Regions from separate parts of the Homo sapiens genome. Here region 2 is linked to region 1. A link is an interaction called in ENCODE POLR2A ChIA-PET data of the cell type or tissue named here. Cell type or tissue: Panc1. All regions are shown on one strand. Each heading gives the region's core, and the rest is flanking DNA. Links, peaks and the distances in the headings are about the cores only.

Evidence for each region. ChIA-PET counts read pairs that join two places held together with the same protein. Peaks named below come from ENCODE experiments on the same cell type or tissue, not always from the same donor. Only the 100,000 strongest peaks of a DNase experiment are listed, where the experiment ranks them.
Region 2: POLR2A ChIA-PET joins it to region 1 with 5 read pairs; 5 of 35 experiments call an interaction of 5 or more read pairs at or near these places.

Annotation. Positions count from the first base shown.
Region 1 is chr19:39,285,047-39,295,962 of GRCh38, forward strand. No RefSeq gene overlaps it. Among named protein-coding and RNA genes, the nearest start is that of IFNL1, 5.9 kb to the right of the region's middle. In Panc1, for the core only: no CTCF peak of the experiment used is centred there; a DNase peak (open chromatin) is centred at 7,822; H3K27me3 peaks cover 1,164 bases.
Region 2 is chr19:39,348,387-39,359,302 of GRCh38, forward strand. SAMD4B (sterile alpha motif domain containing 4B) reads left to right here. Exons shown (of 14, transcript NM_001384574.2): 2 at 5,620-5,680; 3 at 8,303-8,703. The coding sequence starts at 8,508. Among named protein-coding and RNA genes, the nearest start is that of SAMD4B, 11 kb to the left of the region's middle. In Panc1, for the core only: no CTCF peak of the experiment used is centred there; no DNase peak of the experiment used is centred there.

The DNA.
Region 1 (10,916 bases), core at 6,801-9,300:
AGTGAAATAAGCCAGTCACAAAAGGACAAATATATGATTCTGCCTATATGAGGCATATAGAGTAGTCAAATTCATAGAAACAGTAATATAGCAGTTACCAGGGGCTTGGAGGAGAGGGGAATGGGAGTTATTGTTTGATAAGTAAAGACTTCCAGTTTTGCAAGATGAAAAGAGTTCTGGAGATAGATGGTACTGATGGTAGCACAACAATGTAATGTATTTAATGCCACTGAATTGTATACTTAAAAATGGTTATGATAGGCCAGGCACAGTGGCTAATGCCTGTAATCCCAGCACTTTGGGAGGCCAAGGTGGGCAAATCATCTGAGGTCAGGAGTTCAAAACCAGCTTGAGCAATATGATGAAACCCCGTCTCTACTAAAAATACAAAAATTTGCCAGGCATGGTGGCACGCACCTGTAATCCCAGCTACTCAGGAGGCTGAGACAGGAGAATCGCTTGAACCCAGAAGGCAGAGGTTGCAGTGAGCTGAGATCGCGCCATTGCACTCCAGCCTGGGCAACAAGAGCAAAACTCTGTCTCAAAAAAAAAATGGTTACGATAGTAAATTTTATATTATGTGTATTTCATCCCAATGAAAATAATGAAATAATGAGGGGTGAGAATGAGTATCCTTGCCATGCTTGTGATTTTTAGGAGGAAAAGCAACAAGTATTTCACCATTTTGAGGCTAGCTGAAGGTTTTTCATAAATTTTGTTATCAGGCTGAGAAAGTTTCCTTCAATTTCTAGTTTTCTGAAAGTTTTTTATATCAGGAATGGATGTTAGATTTTGTCAGATGCTTTTTATGCATGATTTTTCTTTTTTAGCCTGTTAATATGATGAATCCCATTGAGAAATTGCAAAATATTTGGCTAACCTTGCATTCCTGGAATAAATCCCACATAGTCATGAAGTATAATTTTTCTTTAATGTGAAACATCTTTATTTACTTTGGACCACCACTCTTCCAGTGAGATTAACTTTTCCACCTTTAACTGCAGTAAAAGATATATTAAGTTGGTGCAAAAGTAATTGCAGTTTTTGCCATTATTTTTAACGACAAAAACCACAATTACTTTTGCATCAACCTAATATAACGTAAAATTTGCCATTTTAACCACGTTTAAGTGTACAATTTAGTGGTATTAATTACATTCACAATGGTGTGCAGCCATCACCACTATGTGTTTTCAAATTTTTTTCAACACCCCAAACAGAAAACCTGTATGCATAAAGCAAATAACATCCCTTCCTCACTCAGCCCTAAGTAATTTCTAATTTCCTTTCTGCCTCTATGAATTTCCCTATTCTCGATATTTCCCATAAGTAGAATCATAAAATATTTGTCTTTTTTGTGTCTGGCTTACTTCACTTAGCCATAATGGTTTCAAGGATAATCGATATAGCAGCATGTATTAGAATTTCATTCTTTTTTATACATGAATAATATTTCATTGCATGTACATATCATATTTTGTTTATTCACTCATCTGTTCATGAACACATGGGTTGTTTCCATCTTTGTGAATAACAGTGTTGTGAATATAGGTCTATAAGTGTCTGCATGAGTCCTTGTTCAGTTCTTTTTTTTGACATGGAGTCTCACTCTGTTGCTGAGGCTGGAGTGCAGTGGCGCAATCTTGATTCACTGCAACTTCTGCCTCCCAGGTTCAAGCCATTCTCCTGCCTCAGCCTGCCGAGTAGCTGGGATTACAGGCATGCACCACCACGCCCTGCTAATTTTTGTATTTTTAGTAGAGATGGGGTTTCTCCGTGTTGGCCAGCCTGGTCTCGAACTTCTGACCTCAAATGATCTGCCCACCTTGGCCTCCCGAAGTCCTTGTTCAATTCATATGGCAACATATTTATTTTTACATATTTTTTATTGCTGTATAAGATTTGCTTTTTTTGTATGTACATTCATAAAAAATATTGGTCTAAACTGGGCACTGTGGCTCATGCCTGTAATCCTAGCACTTTAGGAGGCCAAGGCGGGAGGATCGCTTGAGCCCAGGTGTTCAAGAGTAGCCTGGGCAACATGGCGAAATTTTGTCTCTACAAAAAAATCCAGAAATTAGCCAGGCATGGTGGTGGGCACCTGTAGTCCCAGCTACCCAGGAGGCTGAGGTGGGAGGATCACCTGAGCCCAGGAGGTTGAGGCTGCAGCAAGCTGTGATCATGCCACTGCACCCAGCCTGGGTAAAAGAGTGAAACCTTGTCTCAAAAAAAAAAAAAAAGATAAGAAAAGAAAAGGAAAATACTGGTCTATAGCTTCTCTTTTTCTTTATTTGTTTTCATTCTGCCTTTGTCTGGTTTTGGAATCAGGATAATGCTGACTTTATAAAATGAAATGAAAAGTATTGCTTCCTCTTCTGTTTTCTGGAAGCGATACTAAAGAATTGGTATCAATTCTTCTTTAAATGTTTGCTAGATTTCTACAGTGAAAACATCTGGACACAAAGATTTCCTTCTTGGGAGCCTTTTAATTAGAGATCAAGTTTTTTAAATAGTTATAAGACTACTCATAATATCTATTTCATCTTAGGTGAGCTTTGGCCAAGCGATCCTCCCGCCTTGGCCTCCTAAAGTGCTAGGATTACAGCACTTTGCGGTCTTTGAGCAATTTGTCCATATTGTCTAAGTTGAGTTTATATGCATAGACTCATTCACAGTATTCCCTTATTATTCTTTTAACGTCCATGAGGTCTGTAGTGATAGTGGTCATTTGTGTCTTCTCTCTTTTCTCTTCTTCTGTCTTGCTAAAAGTTTATCAATTTTATTCATCTTTTCAAAGAACCAGCTTTTGATTTTATTGTCTTTATTGCTTTTCTGTTTTCTATGTAATTGATTTCTCCACCTCTTTATGATTTCTTTCCTTCTGCTTGATTTGAGTTTACTTAGCTTTTTCTAGTTTCTTGAGGGAATGCCTTGTTTAGTAATTTGAGACTTTTCCTTCATTTTTTTGTTTTTTTGAGACAGAGTCTCGCTCTGTCATCCAGGCTAGAGTGCAGTGGTGCCATCTCGGCTCACTGCAACCTCTGCCTTCCAGGTTCAAGCGATTTTTGTGCCTCAGCCTCCCAAGTAGCTGGGGTTACAAGTGTGCACCACCACACCTGGCTAATTTTTGTATTTTTAGTAGAGACAAGGTTTCACCATGTTGGCCAGGCTGGTCTTGAACTTCCATCAAATGATTCACCCACCTCAGCCTCCCAAAGTGCTGGGATTACAGGCTTGAGCCACCACATCTGGCCATTTCTTCATTTTTAATATAAGCATTAAGTGCTATAAACTTCTCTCTAAGACTGCTTTAGTTGTATCCCACAAGTTTTGGGGGAGGTTTCTTCCTGTTTTTTTTTTTTGAGACAGGGTCTCATTGTGTCACCCAGGCTGGAGTGCAGTGGTGCTATCACTGCTCACTGCAGCCTCAACCTCCTGGGCTCAAGTGATCCTCCCTCCTCAGCCTCCCAAGTAGCTGGAACTACAGGTGCACACCACCACACCCAGCTAATTTTTAAATTTTTTGTAGGACCGTGTCTCCCTATGTTGCCCAGGCTGGTCTTGAACTCCTGGGCTCAAATGATCCTCCTACTTCAGCCTCCCAAATTGTTGAGATTACAGGCATGAGCCACTATGTCCAACCACGAGTTTTTATATGTTGTATTTTTGTCCTCATTCATTTTGGCTATTTTTTTTTTTTTTTTTTTTGAGATGAAGTCTCACTCTATCGCCCAGGCTGGAGTGCAGTGGCACAATCTTGACTCACTGCAACCTTCACTTCCCAGGTTCGAGCAATTCTCCCTGCCTCTGGCTCCCAAGTAGCTGGGATTACAGATTCCTGCCACCACACCTGGCTAATTTTTTGTACTTTTAGTAGAGACAGGGTTTCGCCATGTTGGCCAGGGTGGTCTGGAACCCCTGACCTCAGGTGATCAGCCCTCCTCAGTCTCCCAAAGTGCTGCGATTACAGGCATGAGCCACCCTGCCCAGCCTAACTTTTGTATTTTTGATAGAGGTGAGGTTTCACCATGTTAGCCAGGCTGGTCTCAAACTCCTGACCTCAAGTGAGCCACCCACCTCAGCCTCCCAAATGCTGAGATTAAAGTGTGAGCCATCACGCCTGGCCTCCATCCATTTACTTTTAACCTACCTATGTCATTATATTTGAAATGAGTTTCCTGTAGACAGCATACAGTTTTTTAAAATATATTCTGCCAATCTCTGTATATAAACCATTTGCATTTAATGTAATTACAGATATATTAGAACTTAAGTCTCCCATCTTATTTTTCTTCTGTTCCTTCTGTTTTTTATTCTTGTTTCCTTTTCATTGCCCTCCTGTGGATTACTAAGCTTTTTTTTAGTGTTTCATTTAGCTTTATCTATAGTTTTTTTTTTTTTAGTATATCTCTTTATATAGTTTTTTAGTGGTTGCTCTGGAATTACAGTATATATATAACATCACAATGCAATAGTATTAATATTTTATCTCTTCAAATGGAATGTAGGAAACATCACAATTTAGGTCCCTTTATCCTCCCTGATTTATAAATATATAGGTATCTTTATTTTGTGGTGGGGGAACAAAGTCTCGCTCCATCACCCCATTTGGAGTGCAGTCACAGCTCACCGCAGCCTCATCTCCCTGTCTCAGGTGGTCCTCCCACCTCAGCCTCCCAAGCAGCTGGGACCATGGGACCACAAGCACCTGCCACCACGCCTGGCTAATTTTTGTATTTTTGGTAGAGATAGGGTTTCGCCATGTTGCCTAGGCTGGTCTCAAATTCCTGAGCTTAAACAATACACCCACCTTGGCTCCCCCAAGTGCTGAAATCATAGGCATGAGCCACCATGCCCGTCCCCACTTTCTTTCTGTTCATCCAGAACATCAGTGATGTGAGTGTTAAAACTTAATGTACTAAAGGTCCCTGGAGCTCTTTTCTTTTCTCTTTTTTTAGAGACAGGGTCTCACATTGTCCCCCAGGCTGGAGTGCAGTGGTGCGATATTGGCTTGCTTTAACCTCCACCTCCCTGGAGTTCTTTTCATTTTTAAAAATCTACTTTCTATCCTTTGTTCATACTTCAATCTATTTGCTACTTACTCTCTGTTGTTCAGAATGAGTAATTTCTATTGACCTATCTTCAAGTTTTCTGATTCTTTCTTCTGCCATCTCCATTCTGCTATTTGGCCCTTTCAGTGAGTTTTACTTCAGTTCTTGTATTTTTCAGTTCTTATATTTCTCTGTTCTAAAATTTCCACTCAATTCTTTATACCTTCTATTTCTTTGATGAAACTTTCTATTAAAAATTTTTGTGTCAGCCAGGTGCAGAGGCTCACTCCTGTAATCCCAGCACTTTGGGAGGCTGAAGTGAGTGGATCACGAGGTCAGGAGATCGAGACCATCTTGGCTAACACGGTGAAACCCCGTCTCTACTACTAAAAATACAAAAAATTAGCCAGGCGTGGTGGCAGGTGCCTGTAGTCCCAGCTACTCAGGAGGCTGAGGCAGGAGAATGGCATGAACACGGGAGGTGGAGCTTGCAGCCACTGCACTCCAGCCTGGGCGACAGAGCAAGACTCTGTCTCAAAAAAAAAAAAAAATTGTGTCAAAAGTATTCATGATTGTTTGTTGAAGCATTTTTATGACAATTACTTTAAAATTATTGTCAGAGAGCCAGGCATGGTGGCTTACACCTGTAATCCCAGCTACTCGGAAAGCCAAAGAGGGACGATTATTTGAGGCCAGGAGTTTGAGGCCAGCCTGAGCAACAAAGTGAGATTTCACCCATATCTTAAAAAGCAAATAAATAAAAATTTTTTAAATATTTTTGTCCAATAATTTCAATATTTGTATCATTTTAGTGTTGGCATCTATTGATTGGCTTTTCCCATTCCACTTGAGATTTTCCTAGTTCTTGAGATGATGAGTATAACAAGTTATTTTCTCTTGTATCCTGGACTTTTGAGACATTACATTATGAAATGCTGGTTTCTTTTTTAATCTTGTCATTGCTGAGGCAATAATCAGAGCTCTGTTCACACATTTCTGGTGCTAGTCACCTTACACAGTGAACAAATCACAAGTTTTGGGTAATTTGTTACATAGTAATTGTAACGAGACACACACACACACACACACACACACAAACAAGCCTATTTGTACATAAAAGAAGAAATTGTCTACGTGTGCAGGTATAATTCTTTTGCTCCTTGGGCCCCAGGACAGCAGTAGAGTAAAAATGGCTGTGTGGGGTCCTTGGTGGGGTGGGAATTAGAGGTGATAGGGCCCCCACCATAGTTTAGGTGACCTGAAAGCTGGGCTGTATATCTGTTTTAGTGCATTTGTGTTGCTATAAAGGAATACCTGAGGCTGGGCAATTTATAATGAAAAGAGGCTTATTTGGCTCACAGTTCCGCAGGTTGTACAAGACGCATGGCACTGGCATCTGTTCCTGGTGAGGGCATCGGGCTGCTTCCACTCAGGATGGAAGGCAAAGGGGAGCTGCATGTGTGGAGACCATGTGGCAAGAGAGGAAGCAAGAGAGATGAGAGGTGCCAGGCTCTTTTTAACAAGCAGCTCTTGAGAAACCTAACAGAGTGAGGACTCACACATTACCTCAAGGATGGCACCAAACCATTCACAATGGATCTGCCCCCAGGACCCAAACACCTCCGACTAAGCTCCACCTCCCAACATTGCCATACTGGGGATTAAACTTTTTTTTTTTTTTTTTTTGAAACAGAGTCTCACTCTGTCACCCAGGCTGAGTGCATGATCTCAGCTCACTGCAACCTCCACTTCCCGGGTTCAAGCGATTCTCGTGCCTCAGCCTCCCGAGTAGCGCCACCACACCTGGCTAATTTTTTGTATTTTTAGTAGAGACAGGGTTTCACCCTGTTGGCCAGGCTGGTCTTGGACTCCTGACCTCAGATGATCTGCCTGCCTCGGCCTCCCAAACTGCTGGGATTACAGGTGTGAGCCACCACGCCCAGCCCTTATTTTTTTTTTTTTTTAATTTGTAGAGATGAGGTCTTGCTATGTTGCCCAGGCTGGGCTCAAACTCCTGGGCTCAAGCAATCCTCCCTTCTCAGCCTCTCAAAGTGCTGGGATTATAGGCATGAATAATCGTGCCAGGCCAAAGACAAGTTTTAACAGTCAGCTCTCTGGCCACAAATTATTTATATTCCTTCCACATGCAAAATAGACTCATGTCTTTCCTCAACCTCAAAAATCTCATCTACTATGGCAGGCTCAGATGCAAGCCCCAGGATCTCATCATCTAAATCAGATCCAAGTGTTGGGGAGGCTACAGTATTGCCAGCATATAGACCCTCGAGCACTTCTGGAGAGAGGGATACAGGTGCAACTATTTGGGAGAGCAAAGGATGAATATGTAGAGCTGTGCTGCCCATCATGATAGCCACTAGCCACATACAGTAATTAAATTTAAATAAAATGAAATAAATTGAAAATTCAGTTCCTGCATTGCACTTGCCAAATTTTAAATACCTAACAGCCACATTGGACCGTAAAGATGCACAATATTTCTGTCATTGCAGAAAGTTCTAATGAACAGCACTGATTAGACCATATAAGCACAGGTATGCCCTGTGACCCAGCAATCTTCAGTTCAGGTTCTCCCAAAAGCATATCCTGAAGCCAAAGATGCAGGTGGCTTATTTGGGAGCTGTTTCCCAGAAGCACAAGCGAGTGGGGAAACTGAGCCAGGAAGAGCAAAAAGCCAATAAATGGTGCAGAGTCTGGAGTAGAGGGAGGCACCTAGAGCACTTCCCTGACTCAGAGTGAGCACCTCCTTAATTTTTGTTTGTTTGTTTGTTTGTTGAGACAGAGTCTCACTCTGTCACCCAGGCTGGAGTGCTGTGGCACAATCTCGGCTCACTGCAGCCTCCGCCTCCCAGGCTCAAGCGATTCCTGTGACTCAGCCTCCTGAGTAGCTGGGTTTACAGGCACATGCCACCACACCCAGCTAATTTTTGTATTTTTAGTAGAGACAGGGTTTCACCATGTTGGCCAGGCTGGTCTCGAACTCCTGGGCTCAGGTGATCTGCCCACCTCGGCCTCCCAAAATGCTGGGATTACAGGTGTGAGCCACCACGCCTGGCCCCCTGCTTAAATTTTGACTCTGGTCCCCTAATTTGACCCACCCTAATTCCAGCCCCCAAAAAGGCTACTGCTGTGAGCAGCTAGAAGTCATTTGTTCTGGGGACAGTCAGAAGATCAAGGAGTCATGTAGAAGTCGCCCGAGAATTGACCCTCCAAGGGAAAGGGAAGCTGCAGTATTTATTCCATTGCTTTCAGCCCTCACTGTTTGAGGACTGCTACTGGGGGAATCAATCCTGCTACTTCCAGTCCATTCTGCATGTGGGCAGTAGAAAGGCCTTGGTCTCCAGCAGAGAAGCAGAAAGATCCAAGCACGTGAGGCAGGAAACTGTCAGCCTGTGTGGGAACTGACCACCATATCCACAAGCCGAGGGGATACAGTAGAGGGCATCAGCTGGTGTGCTACCGTATATTCCAGAAAGCCGCCCACCCAGAGGACAGGTGTGAGCCTTATGGTAATGGGGAGCTAGAGGCAACCTAAGTGTCCATCACTGGGGGAATAGGTAAGTAAAAGTGCTGTGGTTGTATACACCATGAAATACAGTGCACAGGAAACTTGATGTACACAGCTTGTGAAGAGATCTCAGAAGCAGTGTTAAGTTAAAAAATAAAAAAGAAAGAAGTAGAAGATTTATAGCACAATTCCACTTATGTAAATTGGAAACACATACACACACGAGATCACAAATTATAAAGATACATCTTTGCAGCTATTTATCAAGTGCATTATAGTGGGTGTCTGTGGGGGTGCGATGGGAATGGGAATTGGCAATGGAGGAATAAAAGCCTTGGAGGGTCTTTCATGGGCCAATTGTGATCCTGTGTTATGATCTGAAGAGTATGATTAATAACTTTCTGCACCAAAGGGCTAAGAAAAAAAATAAAGGAGTGAAAATAGGAAATGTCTGCACATCAGAGCAGTTTCTTACCTGCTACACAATTACTATTACTGCAGGGATGATGATAGCAAGGCAACCAGACTCACCGCCTGCCTTCTCTCCAGGCAGCCCCTCCAGTCCCCAGGAAATGCGCTTGCCCCCAGCGAATAAGGAGTTCCCTACCCCTCTCATGCTACCCAGAGGGACAGAAAGGAGAAGTGGGCCTGCTACCCCCAGAGGTTCTCATCTTCTACCTGGGCTGCATATGGAATAGGGAGCAAGTACATAGGACTCATCATACCCCATTTCTGCCTCTATCCCACTGTGGGACCTTAGGCAAGTCACTTTGCCTTCCTATGCCTCAGTTATCTCACTAGTAAAATGGGCATGATTATTGTATTAGTCAGGGTTCTCCAGAGAGACAGAACAAATAGGATGTTTGGATAAATAGATGATAGATAGAGAGATATAGACTAGATAGATGAGAGAGATAGACTAGATAGAGAGAGAGAGAGAGAGAGAGAGAGAGAGAGACTAGATAGATGAGAGAGAGATAGGAGGGGATTTATTAGGGGAATTGGCTCAGACAATTAGGGAGGCTAAGAAGTTCCACAACAGGCCATCTGCAAGCTGGAGAACCAGGGAAGCTTGTAGTGCAGCTCAGTTCCAGAATAAAAGCCTCAGGACTTAGGGGGTAGCTAGTGCAAGTCCCAGCATTTTTTTTTTTTCTGAGATGGAGTCTCACTCTGTTGACCAGGCTGGAGTGCAGTGACATGATCTCAGCTCACTGCAGCCTCCGCCTCCAGGGTTCAAGCGATACTCCTGCCTCAGCCTCCCAAGTAGCTGGGACTACAGGCCTGTGCCACCACGCCTGGCTGATTTTTATATTTTTAGTAGAGATGGGGTTTCACCATGTTGGCCAGGCTGGTCTCGAACTCCTGACCTCAAGTGATTCACCTGCCTCAGCCTCCCAAACTGCTGGGATTACAGGCGTGAGCCACCATGCCCAGCTGCACATCCCAGCATTCAAAGACCAAAGAGCCTGGAGTTCTGATGTTTAAGGGCAGGTGCAGGGTGTCCCAGCTCATAAGAGAGAGCAAATTCTCCTTTCCTCTGCCTTTTTGTTCTATTCAGGCCCTCGGCCAATTGGATGGTGCCCACCACATTGGGTAACAACGGGTCTTCCTTACTCAGTCCATTGATTCAAATGCCAATCTCTTCTGGAAACACCCCAGAGTCATACCCAGAATTAACGCATCACCAGCTATCTGATAAACTTAACCAGTCAAGGTGACACCTAAAATTAACCATCACAATTATAAAAATAACTACTCAGAGAAACATTAGGAGCATGAACTGAAATTAGTTAATGGGACATTCTTAAACCAATGGCAGAAGCTCCTTCTTGGCCAGGAGCAGTGGCTCATGCCTTTAATACTAGCACTTTGCGAGGCTGAAGCAGGAGGATGGCTTAAGGCCAGGAGTTCAAGACTGGCCTGGGCAACATAGTGAGACCCCTATCTCTACAAAAATAAATAAATAAATAATAAAGTAAGGTGGTGGCTCACGCCTGTAATCCCAGCACTTTGGGAGGCCAAGGCAGGCAGATCATCTGAAGTCAGGAGTTCGAAGCCAGCGTGACCAACATAGTAAAACCCAGTCTCTACTAAAAATACAAAAACTAGCCAGGCGTGATGGCATGCACCTGTAATCCCAACTACTTAGGAGGCTGAGGCAGGAGAATCGCTTCAACTCGGGAGGCAGAAGTTGCAGTGAGCCAAGATTGCACCATTGCACTCCAGCCTGGGCAACAAGAGCAAAACTACGTCTCAAAAAATAATAATAACAATAAAATAAAAAACAAGCTTTTTTTTTTTTGAAACAGGATCTCACTCCATCACCCAGGCTGGAGTGC
Region 2 (10,916 bases), core at 3,481-5,980, 60 kb after region 1:
CAGGTGAGCCCAGATCTGATTGATGAGAAGGAACCAACCTTGTGACGGTCCGGGGAAGAGCATTTCAGGCAGAGAGGTCAGCAGGTGCAAAAGCCCTGCCATATGTTCAGGGAATCGCAAGGACCAGTGTGGCTAAAGCCTAAGTGAGGGAGAGGGGTGAGGGTTGGAAAGGCTGACAGAAGCCAGATTACTTGCAGCCTAAGGGCCACAGTAAGGAGTTTCTATTTTCATTTAAGGGGATTGGGAAACTATTAGAAGGGAGTTTTTAAAAGCAAGACAGCGACATGATCTGATTAATTTTTTTAGAAAGCTCACTTTGGTTTCTGGGAGGAAAACAGAGGGTCAGGACAGAATCAGGAAGGAAAGTTAGGAGACAATCCATTTGTCCAGATGAGAAATGGTGACATGAATGTGGTGGTGGTGGTGGTAGTGAAGATGTAGAGAAGCAGATATATTTTGGGTGTACAGAAAACAGGACTTGATGATGGGATTAGAGAAAGAGAGGAATCTAGAATAATGATAATAGCCAAGTCATTTATGCCTCACAACTCTATGAGAGTAGGCACTATTATTATTTTCTGTCTTCCTTCTCAGTAGGTACTATTATTACACCCACATTACAGATGACAAAACAGGCATGGCAAGGTGAAATCACTTGCCCAAAATTACACAGGTAGTAAGTGGCAGGCTTATATTTCCAACCCGGCAGTCTGGTTCTAGAGCCACTTAGGTTTGGGGAAAGATAAGCAAGGCATGTGTAGCTGACATTAAGAAAAAAGAAATATCAAGACCTAATGACTGGGTCTTTGGGAAATGGAAGAAGTCAAAGATGACTCAAAAAAATGTCTCAGTTGTCCACAGAGAGGTGATGATTGAATCTACAGGAGTTAATTACATGCCTAAGTGAGAGAAAACAAGTGTAAAGAAGGGAAAGGAAGCAGAGAATAAACTTTTCGGGGGGAAGGGGTGTCAAGACATTTAGGAGTGGGAGGAAGAATGCTAGCTTCCTCTCTATTCCAGAGTTTACCGGAGCTCCCCATACTGTACTTATCTTCCAGGAGGCCCTGCCTGGCTTCTCCTCTCCTCTCCCTCCCTTCCCCAGCACCATTCATACAAAAAGCTCATTCTTTGCTAATGCAGTGGTGTACATGTTTTGTGTACGTATTTCAGGAGTTTCTGGAAATAATGGTTGATTCTTATAAGAGAAGTTGTGCTCCCTTGGCTTCTGACAGTCTCTTCTCAGGTTATGAAAGTGAGTTAACCCTAGGTAACTAGCCTGTTACCTTGTTCATGAAGTGTAAGTTCTCAAAGGCCTAGGTCGTGCTGTAAAAAGAACTAGGAATGGGTAAGAAGGCAGATAGGATCCCCTTATTCATCCAGAGATGTTGGTATTAAAGGGCCCTTAGGCCCAACTTTCACCTTGTTGCCCAGGCTGGTCTCAAACTCCTGGGCTCAAGCGATCTGCCCACCTCAGTCTCCCGAAGTGCTGGGATTACAGATGTGAGCCACCATGCCCAGCTTTCTTGCATTGTTAAGAGCAAGCAAGAGCTCTGAAGCCAGACTGCCTGGCCTTGAAAATCTCAGCTTGGTGTACAGTCTTGGGCAAAGTGACTTAACTTCTCTGTGCCTCAGTTGCTCCATCTGTAAAATGATAATATATTCATATATGTATGTTATATATTTTTGAAATAGAGTTTTGGGGATCAAATGTGCTTATCTGTGGAAAGCTGTTGGCAAAGGGCCTGACAATGTATGATGTATGAAGACATGCTAAGCATCATGCTTGCTATTGAAATGAAGTATAGAGGAGGAAAAAAGCATCATGCGCGGTATTTTTAAATACATTGTTTCATTTAATTCTTCTAACAAGCTTCATTGAGGAAGAAACAGAGTTACTTGTCATAGTCAATACAGCAAGTAAGTATAACAGGAGAGCCAGGATTTAAGCCAGGTCTGACTAACTCCACCATCCTGCTTCTGAATGAAGAGAGCTGGACTCCAGAGGCACTGTTTATGGGCATATGGGCCTTTTCTCACTGTTTGGGGCCAGAGAAGAAGCCCAGAGGGCAGTTTGTCCTGGAACATCTCAGCATTTTTTTGTTTTTGTTTTTGTTTTTGTTTTGAGACAAAGTCTCCAGTCCCCCAGGCTGGAGTGCAGTGGCGCAATCTCAGCTCACTGCAACCTCCACCTCCCAGGTTGAAGCGATTCTGCTGCCTCAGCCTCCTGAGTAGCTGGGATTACAGGCGCCTGCCACCACGCCCAGCTGATTTTTTGTATTTTTAGTAGAGACAGGGTTTCACCGTGTTGGCCAGGCTGGTCTCGAACTCCTGACCTCAGGTGATCCGCCCGTCTCGGCCCCCCAAAGTGCTGGGATTACAGGCGTGAGCCACCGTGCCCAGCCTTTCTCCAGGTGGGAGTGCAGTGGCATGATCTCAGCTCACTGAAGCCTCGACCTCCAGAACTCAAGTGATCCTCCCAAAGTAGCTGGGACTGCAGGTGCACACCACCACGCCCAGCTAATTTTTGGATTTTTTGTAGAAACGGTTTTGCCATGTTGCCCAGGCTGCTGATCTGGAACCTTTGGCTTTTGTTTTGTTTTGTTTTTGTTTTTTGAGACAGGGTCTCACTCTGTTGCCCAGGCTGGAGTGCAGTGGCACGATCTTGGCTCACTGCAACCTCTGCCTCCCGGGCTCAAGTGATTCTCCCGCCTCAGTCTCCCAAGTAGCTGGGGTTACAGGTGCACGCCACCACGCCTGGCTAATTTTTTTGTAATTTTTGTAGAGACGGGGTTTCACTGTGTTGCCCAGGCTGGTCTCGAGCTCCTGAGCTCAAGCGATCCACCCGCCCATGCCTCCCAGAGTGCTGGGATTACAGGCGTGAGCCACTGCACCCAGCCCTCTTAGCCATTTTGTTAACCTCATTTCCCACCTCTGGAGGTGGTAGGGGCTTCCCAAGAAGATCACTTGGACCTCTTCAAGTATGGTGGCAATATTGCTGGGCTGTTGGAGAGACTTCTGTTATAGAGGCTCCCCTCTTGTGTTTTTCCTCAAAGGCAAGGAGTCATTTTTGGTCACATGAGGACAAAGAGACCAGACCAGTAGTGCATTCTGTTTTGCATGGGAATTGTCAAGGCTCTTTCAGTTTTAACTGAAACCCAACTCAAACTGGCCTAAGTCAAAAACGAATTTATTCATCTATGTAACTGAAAAGAGTGGGCCACAAGGGGGAGGCTTCAGGCTAGCTGCATCTAGGTTTTAAATCATGTGAACAGATCTCCCTTTCCCCCTCCCCCATCTCTTGACTTTGCTGTCATCTGTTAGTTTCATTCTGAAGCAGGCTTCCACCGTGAAATAGAAGAGGTGGCAACTGGTGACATCATGAGACGATGTGTAATCTGAGCAACCCTAACCAAGAACTTATTTTCCTTAGTAGTTCCAGCAAAAATCCAGAGAGGACTATCCTTGGCCAGGCTTTACCCCATGTCCACTTCTGGAGCCAAGAAAGACAGTTCCTTCTCCAAGGGGAACCCAGGGTGTTGATACTAGAAGATGGAAATGGATACAGTAAGATGCTGCCACAGTGAGATGCCTCACCCAGGTCTCCCTCTGTCACTTCAGCCAAGCACATGGGATAGAAAGTAGCAGGCGGCCTCTGGCCCTTTAATGGAAGAGGGCCATCCAGTCCTCTCCAGTTAACATCTAGACCGAACACAAAGCATCCTTCTCTCATCCAGAAGACATAGGAACCCTACCTTCAGGGATGATTTTTTTTTAACAGTGAAATCTTAAAAGTAACTGTTTCACTAAAGCCTCCAGTATTTACTGAAGACTGTCAGAATCATCCTCCATCACTAGATCTTCTCCACCAGTCATGTTCCCTGAGCAGTGGGGTGGCTTGAAGGTATAAACCAGAGAGGCCCAAGGGAGGGATAGTTAGCAGACTTCTGGTCTTTTTCTAGTTTGTGCTCTTCTGTTCCAAGGACCACAGGTATGTCTTCTTCTGTGTAGTTGTTCACTATTGTTTCAATGTGATTCGTTTCCCACATTTGAAAATAGGGGGGGATTTTACTTTAAAATTCAGATATCTGGCTCCTCTTTAGGGGAAAAAAAAAAAAAAAAAAACCTAAGACGTAACAATACTGGACCCACATTCCTTCATGGTAGCAGTTGATAAGAGGTGGATAGTGACTTCTCCCTTTTGACCGGGTGTGGACTTTCCAACTCACCATAGTCCCAGTTGGCCTGCTTTGTTCAAAGCCTGGCCTTGTAAGCATCATGTTTGAGACCCTATTATGTCCGAAAGCTTTGCTTCTATCGTTTGGCCTGGGGGGAAAAGCTGGATTAATGTTTAGTCAGCAGCTTATTGGGTGGGTGGAGGGGGGGAACAGTGCTGTTGCTTAGGAAAAGTAACAACCCAGTAAAAGAATTTATGGGAAAGAGTGTGCACAACTTTGGTCTGTTTGTGGATTTGGTCGTTTTTTTGCTGTAAATGCTGTTGGTATATCAAACCTCCTGTCACAAATGTTCCCTCTGAAATAGTAACATGTCCTTCTATCTTATGAGTTGCCACCCAGTGAAGGAATCCCTCCCACTCCCGAGGGATGTTCATCCAGCCTCCGCTTGACCACTTCCAGCAGCCAGGGAGCTTATTACCTCCTCACATGGCAGCCAGTTCCATTCTTGGACAGATGCGTTATTTTAAAATTCTTCCTTATGTTGAAGCAGCTGCTGCCTCTTTGGGACTGAAAGCCACAAAATGCTGGAGCTGGGAAGGAAAACCGATTTTTTTAGGCGCGTGAGCTACCACTCATCCACCCTGCATCCAGGGCAAACATTGATAATTAATCACAGCACTCTTTCTCACTGAGTCAGGAAGTATGCTGCCTTAAAATTGTTTTTAATTAAATTCTTTTTTAAAAATTACAAAAGTAATATGTATTCACTTGCAACTAGTGAAGTAGTACAAAGTTATATAAAGATAGTGTTAATAATCCCCCTGTTTCTCCAAGATAGTGTTAGCAGCCGAGGGTGTATTCTTCTATACATTTATACACATATAGACATAAATATTCATATATAAGATATATAAGGGGTTTTGTATGTGGCTTTTTTTTAATTTAAAAAATGGCATTATATTGTACATATTACTGTGTAGCTTATGGACACCCCTCCAAGTAGTTACAGATCAAACATTGTATATAGCTTTGTTTTTTTGTTTTCTTGTTTTCTTTTTGAGATGGAATCCCGCTCTGTCACCCAGGCTGGAGTGCAGTGGCATAATCTCGGCTCACTGCAGCCTCCACCTCCCGGGTTCAAGCGTTTCTCCTGCCTCAGCTTCCCAAGTAGCTCGGACTACAGGCGCCCGCCACCACACCCGGCTAATTTTTATATTTTTAGTAGAGATGGAGTTTCGCCATGTTGGCCAGGCTGGTCTCAAACTCCTGACCTCAAGTGATCTGCCTGCCTCAGCCTCCCAAAGTGCTAGAATTATAGGAGTGAGCCACCACACCTGGCCAGATTAGGCATGTTTTTAATAGATACGTTATATCATACAATGTGGGATCTGCCCCAGTTTATTAATCATTCCCCATTAATGGATATTCCCATTCATTTCTTCAGGATTCTTCTCATCGCAGTGCTCCAGGCAGCCACTACCAATCGATTGGAGTTAGCCTGTGAGGTAAAACCTATTTGTCATGTCTCACCCAGTCCCGCTCCTTATCCTACATTCTAGAGAAGAGAACAGACTAGCTCCGTGATCAAAGTGAATCAGTGGCTTGGGCAGGACTAGAACTGAATTTTCTTGACTTTCAGCATTTCCTCTATCCCATGTTGTCACTCCCTTGGAGTCATCTACCCTGCTTTTCTCCTCTAGAGTAAAAGAACAAATATAATTTCTTTTCTGCGTGCTACCTCTTCAGATATTCAAAGTCAGTTATGCCATTCCCCTTGAGTCTTCTCTTCCCCAGAGGAAAATCTCAGTGCCTTCAATTTTTTTTTCTTAAAACAAGGTTTTCAAATCCCTTTACCATCCTATGAGCTGTTCCTTCTATCTTCTTCCCCCCTAGGGCTATAGAAATCCCAAGTGTGGCTTCCACATTCACCTTCTATAGCTATTTATTTATTCAATAAATATATATTGAGCACCTTCTACGTGCCAGGCACTGTTGTAGGCACTGGCTGACTGTATGGCTTGCGTTTTGGTCAGTAGAGAGAAACAAATAAGATGATACCTGAGAGTGCCAAATTATATAGGAATGAAATAGTGTTAATATAATTGGAGGAGTAACTCCTGAGATTGGATGGTCAGGGAAGCTCTCTCTGAAGAAATGACAATGAGCTGAGACCTGAATGACAGGAGCCAGCTTCTAGGGGAAGACAGTTCCACTGAATAAGAAATAATTTGGTACAAGATGAGGTTGGAGTGGCCACAGGAGTCCTATAGGGCTCGGTAGTTCAAGATAAGATGTTTGGAATTTGTTTAAAATTTTTTTTTCTTTTTTTCTGAGGCAGAGTTTCCCTGTCACCCAGGCTGGAGTGCAGTGGCATGATCTCAGCTCACTGCAACCTCCGCCTCCCAGCTTCAAGCGATTATCGTCCCTCAGCCCCCCAAGTCACTGGGATTACAGGCGTGCAGTAGCACGCCCGGCTAATTTTTGTATTTTTAGTAGAGACGGGATTTCGCCACTTTGGCCAGTCTGATCTTGAACTCCTGACCTCAAGTGATCCACCTGCCTTAGCCTCCCAAAGTGCTGGGATTACAGGTGAGAGCCACCATGCTTGACCTTATTTAGATTTTATTTAAGTGCAATGGGAAGTCATTGGAGAATTTTAGGCCAGGGAGGTGACATCTGATTTCCCCTTTAAAAAAAATTGCTGGACGCTTGTTTAACTTGGAGCAAGGTTTCATTTTCCCTCATACCTTTCCTGCTTCTTACATCCAAAGGGATTGGCAACCAGGCCAGTTCAGTCTGTTTAGGGGTCCCACAGGGGATCTGTGAGGCAAGTCACAGCTGTTGCCTAATGCACCCCACAGCCCTCCTCAGCAAGCGCACGGAAGTTCAGAGAGATGTGAGTAGCTCCCTTAGACCTGAGCCCAGTAGGTTCAATGGGTCTTTGTATGAAGTTCTCAGTCCGGGGAACCTTAGTCCTTTGGCAGCCAGAGGGGGATGGAGCTGAATGTGGTTTGAGGATAGAGCCAAGGGCACTGGTTGCAAGAGAGACAGATGGAAGAAATGTTGAGTGGAGATCTGGAGCTCGAGACACTTAGAAAAAGCCTTCGGAGTGGTGTCCAGAAACCAACCACCTGAAAAATAGGTCTGTTGTTTGCCCAGTTGAAATAACTTTTCTTTAGTTCCTGCCTAAGAGGGGAATTTGGACACTTTGTAGCTTGTGAGTTTTTGACTTTTGATCTGTCCCCTTCCCCTCAGGTTGGCATTTTCTTTGCTTCCAGGAGGAGCCTGAGACAAGCTGGCATCTCTGGAAGTCGGGGACTTCCCAACCAGAGAGTTTAGGTTTGGAGTCTTCAGGGGAATTAAGAGGGCAGGGAGCGATTCACCTCAGAATAGAGATGGGTAAAATCTGATAAATCAGAGTTGTGCCTTTTCCAGAGTCAGGGAAGCTGGGTTAGAGAGGGTGAGATTCCCTCAGCCTGTTGGTGATCTTTGAAAAGCCCTTTGTCCATGCCCACACCTGATAGATACCCAGCCAGTTACTAATCAGATGGCTGGCTGCATACCTGAGATCTCCACCAGGGTCACTACCCGACCATCCATCCTCTACCCAGCATTGTGGGTCTAGCTTGAAGTAATTTAAAGAGCCCTTGGAGTCCTATCAGTAGGTTAGGAGTCACACTGCCCAGCTCTCAGAGAAGGTGGCCAGAAACCAGCAAGGTCAGAGATGTGCTGTGCTTAGTCATGTCACCTTGGGCCAGATCGCCATCAATTCATATCTTTTCTCATAATTTGCAGCCTACTATTTCCCACTTCTGAAAAATTTTTCCAATATATTTTCTGTGTTAAATCCGCTTCCTTTGACACTATGACAGCCAGGTGTGAGGGCCAACATCTCCTTGGTCTCTGGGATAGGCATCTAAGTCCCAGTCACGCCTTTTCTCTGGATCTGAAGATTTGGGTGAAAGTAGCTTTAATATCTGGTGTTGGCTTCATGTTTCTTCCAGGAGCTCAGCAGAGCAAGTACCCTGAAAGAGAAAGGCATGAGGCCTTCATGCCCCCTCAACCCACACTCACCAGGCAAGTTTCAGCCCCTTCTTTCTGTTTGACCCCTTTGCTTCCTTTTTCAGGAAACTGGAGAGGCGTGGCTGGACCAAGACCTCCCCCCATGTGAGCAGGCTTCCTCCTCCCCCAACAACCGTTGCCACCACGCCCAGAAACGTCCTTAAGCCCTGGCCCTCAGGGGAAAGGTAACAGGAGGCCAGAGCCGGGACCATGTGACGGCGCTGGCCCTCGCCACCGCCGTCCCCCGACCCTGGCCCCAGGCCCGGCACCATGATGTTCCGAGACCAGGTGGGCATCCTCGCTGGCTGGTTCAAAGGCTGGAATGAGTGTGAGCAGACAGTGGCCCTCCTGTCACTTCTGAAACGGGTCACCCGTACCCAGGCCCGCTTCCTGCAGCTCTGCCTGGAGCACTCACTGGCGGACTGCAATGACATCCACCTGCTGGAGTCGGAGGCCAACAGTGCTGGTGAGTTTCCACCCTTAGAGATGGGAGCACAGCAGGAGGGAGACCTGGAACAGATGTCACATGGCTAAGAAGGTCAACCCAACAATGGGACTAAAAAACGTGGGTTCTAGGCTTGGTGGGTGGGGAGTTCCTTACCTTCTAAGTTGTCATCATGGGTCTTCTGGGACTGTGTTGCCATAAATCCTCAGGCATGGTATGGTGGACTTATGGGAGAAGGCAATGCAAACTGGAAACTCCCCATAACAGGAAGATCATGTAGAGTGGCTTATGTGGGCTGCTGAAAGGAACAGACTAAAGTCATTATGAAAGGCGTATAGAAGGTGAGCAGTAATTAATTTCTTAAGCTTCAGGATATCAGGGCTAGGAGGGAATTTGAGAACTCTTCCAAAATTCATGTCATCCTATACTATTCTTTACCCTCAAAGGTAGGTTGGACTTAAAGCATAAGCAGCTTCCAGAAAGTTTTGAATTTAGATACAGTTCATCCTGTCAGTTCCCTAAGTACTTATTAGGCACTCTGTGTCCTGTGAGATTGGCATTGGGATGGGTGAGCCAGGCTTCTCTTAAGACCTGTCCCTTAGGCCCCAGTTGTAGACAGGAGTCAGGCTAGAATCAGGGGCTACTGCTGAAGCTACTCTAGCTGTCTGGGCCTCCACAGGGCTGGATGGAGAGCTGTTGGCCCCAGTGACAGATGGGAGAGATGGAGGCCAAAGAAGAGGGAGGGTAGTGGATACCCGAAAGCTAGCTGGGAAGGGCATCAAGGGGCTCCATGCAGTTTGTCCAAATTAGTCACCCTAACTCTTTGCACCTTCTTCTTCAGAATAATAGTTCATATTGAGCCTTTACAGCAAGCCAAGTACTGTCTTTACTTGTATATTAACTTTAAAAGCAGTGTTCTTGGCCAGATGCAGTGGCTCACGCCTGTAATCCCAGCACTTTAGGAGGCTGAGGCAGGCAGATCACCTGAGGTCGGGAGTTCGAGACCAGCCTGGCTAACGTGGCAAAACCCCGTGTCTATTAAAAGTACAAAAATTAGCTGGGCATGGTGGCAGGTGCCTGTAATCCCAGCTACTCGGGAGGCTGAGGCAAGAGAATCGCTTGAACCCGGGAGGCGGAGGTTGCAGTGAGCCAAAATCGTGCCATTGCACTCCAGCCTGGGCTATGAGAGCGAAACTCTATCTCAAACAAACAAACAAAAAAAGCAGTGTTCTTACGTGGCTCTCAAGTCAGACTGTCTAAGTTTAAATCCCAGTTCTGTTACTTGCCATATAACCAAGTAACTTAACCTCTCTGTGCCTCACTTTCCTGCGCGCCACCACGCCTGGCTAATTTTTGTATGTTTAGTAGAGACGGGGCTTCACCATGTTGGTGAGTCTGGTCTCAAACTCCTGACCTCATGATCTGCCCACCTCAGCCTCCCAAAGTGCTGGGATTACAGGCATGAGCCACCGCACCCAGCCAGTTTCCTCATCTTAAATTCAACATGATATCCTGAGAAGTATGTAACCTCAGTAAAAAAAAAAAAAGAAAAGGAAAGAAAAAAGATGATAATTATATCTACCTTCTAGGGTAGTTGTGAGGATTCAGTGAATTAACACGTGTGGCTTCCTACATGCCTGACATGTAGTAAACAATAACTGTCAGTTGTTAATTGTCAATAACTCACTTAGTCCTCACAACAACCCCATGAGGTAGGTCCTGTCATTAGCCCCATTTTACAAGTCAGGAAACAAGCATGGACTGCTAGGATTGGGTTTTGGGGAGCCACACAGCTGCCTGGCCTCCCTCATCTCCCCAGGCCCACCTGCCTTAGCAACAGTCACCCTTATTTTACTGAGTTTTTGTGTGGAAGTCACAGAAGCAGCATGATTGTAGCGGGAGACGGTTACTCAGGCCAGGGGTCACATCAGCTTAGTTCCTAGTCTGGCAGTAAGTTCTTAGTCCTAGACAAAGAGCAATAAGAACCCAGCTCAGCTGCAGCAGGCTCGGAGCTCAGCCATTTCTCACCCCTGCCACACTCCCCACCACTCTAACACTAAAGGCAGGAGTTCTGTTTGTGATATGACTCTGCCTTTATAGTGGGGGCTCCTGTGGGGCAGGCCAGTGTCTTACACAGCTTCGTCACACATCCCCACTGTCCCATCCTGAGCAGGCAGTTGGATTACCTCTGGGTGCCACTCTTAGCTGTATATCAGAATCACCAGTAGTACTTA